Linked DNA regions of Homo sapiens: region 1 is linked to region 2. A link is a loop called in an ENCODE intact Hi-C map of the cell type or tissue named here. Cell type or tissue: MCF 10A. All regions are shown on one strand.

Region 1 (2,500 bases), 340 kb before region 2:
CCCAGTGTCTGCCATCCCCTCTGTTCCATGTAATGCAGGGGCAGAAGGATGCATTCCACTGGGCCTGTAAGAATATAAACACATCTGGAAGGAGGCTGCTGCCAAGCAAACCATATTCCCCCCCAGAGTGTGGACAGGGTGAGGTGTCTATAAATAATCATAAGAGTGTGAAGAGATTCTCTCCCCTGGGGCTCCCTTTGCAAAAGTTTGATGGTAATTGATGAGGCTACAGGGACATGCCAATCCTTCTGCTCTTAGAACCAGGTGTGGTTATTTACAGAAAGTGTCACTTTCCCAACCCTCCTCTTCTGTCTCTTCCAGAGGCTTGGAGACCAGCAAATATCAATTTACTGCTACCCTGGGGCACAAGGCAAGGAGCCACCTGTACACTCCACTGCCAACAAACCAGACTCAAGCTTCTACTCTGGCTGAGTTACTTCTTTGGAAATTTGGAGACAGCAAGAGGTTGACAACAGATTTGCTCCTTTTCTGGTGGAGGGAGGACAAGTGGCCTCTCTGGGACCATATCACAAACTACTAAATCAAAAAAATCTGGAATTCCCGCATTGCCCAGCTCACAGTGGAGAAATAAATAGACCACTGGATCAGAAGGCAGAACATATGGATTCTGGCCCAAAATGGACAGTCTGTTAGCCAATATCTGGGTTCCAGTGTCAACATTTGTAAAATAGGGGCTAATCTTTCACATGACAGACACGAAATGTTTTTGAAAAGAATGAATTAAGTGATGGAGTCAAGTGATCTGTATGGCATGAGAGAACATCATTCTTATAGTCATTATTACAACTCAGCCCTATAAGTCCTATTACAATTAATCCTGTAAGAACCATTAGGAGTACCCACCATAAGCCTCAGAAAATGCCTTATAACTGTACTGCCAGCACCCCCACAGCCTTGCTGGTCAGTGGCAACAGCAAAGTCGAAATGCAACATACACGTGTGATTTGTTGGGCATCTGAATTGTGGGTGAAGATCATTTTGTTATAACAAGGTTTACACCAAAAAACAATCAATTTCACAAATAAATAAAACATTTTTGAGAATCAGAAGGCAGAACTACATTTCAAGGTTGCTCTACTGAGCCTGAGACTCTACCCGGAGTTACTGGATCTCAGCCTGTAATGAATGAAAAATTGTCCTGCTCCTTCCTTGCTGAGGATGACGCTGAAAGACCACACCAAAGGATGCATGAGCTGATTCACGCAGAGCCAGAGGGAGGAGCAAATTATCCAGAAATAGCACTGCAGTCTGGTATGCCAGTTTTGCTCCAGGCTTCACATAGGCCGTTCTGTCCACAGTGCCCTCAGACAGTGGCTCTCCTCTGTGCTACCCACTCCTCTGCAGTGACCACAGCTCACCTTTCTCAGCCCTATAAAACTGGAACCTTGACCTGTAAATGGCAGAGCCAGGACTGGAATCCAGGTCCATCTACTTCCAAAGGATCATAACACCTTCCCAGTCTATAATTGGCTCCCGCTACAAGGGCCCAGACCCTCAGGGATCCAGTTAGAGTCAACAGGACTTTGTGTGCAAAAGGAACTATATCTTATTCTCTTTAATCAATCCTTGCCTTCAGCCACCTGGCCTTTCTGTGTTTCCAGAATGCGGGCTTGTACTTGGAAAGGGAAGCCCTAAGGCTGCCCCCAGTCTAAAGAGGGCATAAGGCTAGACTGGCCTGGGTAGTTTCACTCTTTCGTCAGGTGAAGAACCTTTTTCCTTTCCTCAGAAGTTCCAACTCCAAGAAAAAAAAATCGATTGAAAACACGTTCAAAAAAAAACTTAGTTTTATTTTTTTCGTCAGGAGATGTTTTCAAAAAAATTCTGCTTGTCTGATTTTGTATTAGAAAGTAGGAGCATAAACAATGATTTTTACAAGCCATAATAATCGGTAACGTTTATAAGCACTTTTTTAGTTCAGGTGCCATAATTTATGCTAAGTGATTTCCATAAATTGTCTCAAATAAATAAATAATCTGCATAACATTCTTCATCCCTATTTTACAGATGAGAGACTGAGGCTTAGAGTAATTTACCCAAGATCGCACAGTAGGGGGTGCAGCTGAAATTCCAAAGCCCCCATACCACTCACAGCCCCACACTGGCTATATAGGCTCCAGGATTCCTTCTCCAGAACCTACTAAATAGCCTTTTAAAAATTCCCTTTCTGAGATAAAAAAGAAATGTGGTATACACATACAATGGAATATTATTCAGTCATTGAAAGGAATGAAGTTTTGATACATGCTATAACGCAGATAAACCTTGAAGATATTATGCTAAGTAAGCCAGATACAAAAGAATAAATGTTGTATAATTCCACTTATATAAAATATCTAAAATAAGCAAATTCATAGAAAAAGTAGAATATAGGTTACCAGGGGATGAGGGTATGGGGGCATGGGAAATTACTTTTTAATTGGTACAGTTTCTGTTGGAGTAATAAAACACTTCTTGAAAATAGTATTGATGGTTGTACAAC
Region 2 (2,500 bases):
GTATCCATTTGCCCTGCCAAACTCTAAGGGGTATTGTGAGGGCCAGACAGGGCAACAGATGCTGAAAGCATTTGAAATGAACAGAGCTGTGTAGAAGTGTCAGGCAGTACTCTTCCTGTGCCCCGGGTCACCGTAACTTGAAGAGCATCTGGACATATGTCAGAGAAAATAAAAACTGTTTTTGTTTCTCAGTGAAAATACCTGCCTTTTGAGACTTTCATTTAAAATGAAAACATTCCAAAGTAGTATGTGATCTTGAACAAGTCATTTTCCTCTCTGAGTCTCAGTTTATTCTCCTATAAAATAAGCCAGTGAGACTAGATGGATACATTTCAAATTCTGCTCTAGAAAATTCTTCACTGGGAAGAGATTCTTTTATCCCCACATCTGCAACCAGAACCACCATATATTTTTCAAATTTTACCCTCATTTTACTTATTTGGCTTCTATGTGAGGTCTTTTTGGTTTTCTTTTTCTTTTAAAGTGAAAGTAAGTTTATTAACAAAGTAAGAAAATAAAAGAATGGCTACTCCATAGTCAGGGCAGTGGCTTCTGTTTTGTTTTGTTGTTTTTCCTAAATAAAAATCCTAAGGCTAAAACAAAAAAAGAAAACCAGAACACGGCTAGATCACCTGTAGGGCCATTCTTCCCGGCCTTCGTGTCTGCACACGGAAGACCCACGTGCTTTCTGCTTAACGTGTGTGCATTCCTCTTGTATGTGTCAGGCGTGCACGAGGCCTCTCAGGACAGAATTCCTTTGCAGGGGGATTGACAATGAGTCATAACCTGCTTGACTTTTAAGTGTGCACTCAGAGATGACCATTTTTTATAGCAGAATTCCCGAGTCTAAACAACCTTTGGCAGCTGAAGACTGAGAATGAAATTCACCAACCAGTCCAGGGAAAACCTCTTCCAAAAGCTGTAATATTTTTGTTGGATGCAGGTGTGACCCGTGGTCTTGCCGTGGGGGAAGGGAATGGCTGTGGGAACAGTGCCACCTTGTGGCCATTTTTATGAGCAGACACTACCCAGTGCTGAGCTGAGGGCTGGTTCCTGGATGGTTACACTCCTGAAGAGGGACTTTCATTTTGGGATTGGGAAGGGGCCCAGAGATACACTGAGACCAGAGCCAGTCCCCACCTGGCAGCAAGCTCAGCTGCCTGAGTCAGAAGCCCTTCTCCAAAGTTACCACACTCCTGAGGCCCAGGAAGGCTGCCAGGCTGGGCGTGTGGTTATTGGGAGGGTCATGTGGCTGTCACTAGCAGGAACGTGTCTGGATATGGGAGTGGGAGGCAGAGTCTGAGAGGAGACAGAACAAATTTCACAATGGCCATGGCTGAGCCCCAGTTGGGAAGACGGTGACCCAGGAAGTATGCAAAGTGGTGGCAGGAGGGTGGTGTCCTCTTGTCTAGAAACCCAGGAGGCCTACAAAGCAGAGAGGACTCTACCTGTCCCCTCACCCCTGACCGTAGCCTGGGGCCTAAATGAGCCCTCCTACTCTCCGCCTTGCTGCCACGCCACCATCCCTGGCACAGGGTTCCTGGGAGGACAAAACGAGATGGATGAGGCTTAACACAGCATCTGGTGCGTGGGAAGCCCTCAGACATCCCTGTGCCTGTCCCCTCCCTCTCCTACTCTGTGCACTAGACATTGGAGTGACAACAATGAACCCAGCACAGCTGCTGTCAGAACTCACAGGCTGGCTGGGCGTGATGGTGCACACCTGTAATCCCAGGACTTTGGGAGGCTGAGATGGGAGGATCGCTTCGGTCTGGGAGTTGGAGACTAGCTTAGGTAACATATGGAGATTCCGTTGTTACAAAAGATAAAAAACAATCAGCCAGGTGTGGTGGCACGCTCCTATAGGTTCAGCTACTCAGGAAGCTAAGGTAGTGATCACTTGAGCCCAGGAAGATGAGGCTGCAGTGAGCTGTGATCACACAACTGCACTCCAACCTGGGTGACGGAGTGAGACCCTGTCTCAAAAAAATAAAAAATAAGAAGGACAGGTGTGGTGGCTCATGCCTGTAATCCCAGCACTTTGGGAGGCTGAAGTGGGAAGATTATTTGGAGTCAGGAGTCCAAGACTAGCCTAGGCAACTTAACAAGACCCTGTCTCCACAAAAAAATATAAAAATTAGCCAGGCATGGTGGTGTGCCCTGTAGTCCCAGCTACTCAGGAGGCTGAGGTGGAGGATTGCTGGAGCCCAGGAGTTCAAGACTGCAGTGAGCCATGATTATGCCACTGCACTCCAGCCTAGGGGACAGAGTGAGACCCTGTCTCAAAAAAAAAAAAAAAAAAAAAGGTAAAAAGAAACACCATAAAAATAAATTTAATAATAATACATTTAATAAGATATATCCAATATCTTGTCATTTTAAAATGTAATTAAAATAAAATTCAGTAATTAAAATTCATCAACTTCCCTAAGAGCTGGAAAATTAATGAAATATTTTATATTCTTGTTTTCTATGCTGCTTGAAATTCTGTGTGTATTTT

Evidence for each region. A loop is a pair of places that touch in the nucleus more often than their neighbours do. Peaks named below come from ENCODE experiments on the same cell type or tissue, not always from the same donor. Only the 100,000 strongest peaks of a DNase experiment are listed, where the experiment ranks them.
Region 1: it touches region 2 in a loop (10-fold over the local background); 2 of 110 quality-filtered maps call a loop at or near these places.

The regions. Positions count from the first base shown.
Region 1 is chr11:11,700,004-11,702,503 of GRCh38, forward strand. No RefSeq gene overlaps it. Among named protein-coding and RNA genes, the nearest start is that of MIR4299, 45 kb to the left of the region's middle. In MCF 10A, a CTCF peak has its summit at 1,194; a DNase peak (open chromatin) is centred at 1,228.
Region 2 is chr11:12,043,426-12,045,925 of GRCh38, forward strand. The region is part of intron 1 of LINC02547 (long intergenic non-protein coding RNA 2547); the gene reads left to right. Among named protein-coding and RNA genes, the nearest start is that of LINC02547, 14 kb to the left of the region's middle. In MCF 10A, a CTCF peak has its summit at 1,015 (motif pointing left); DNase peaks (open chromatin) are centred at 796 and 1,086.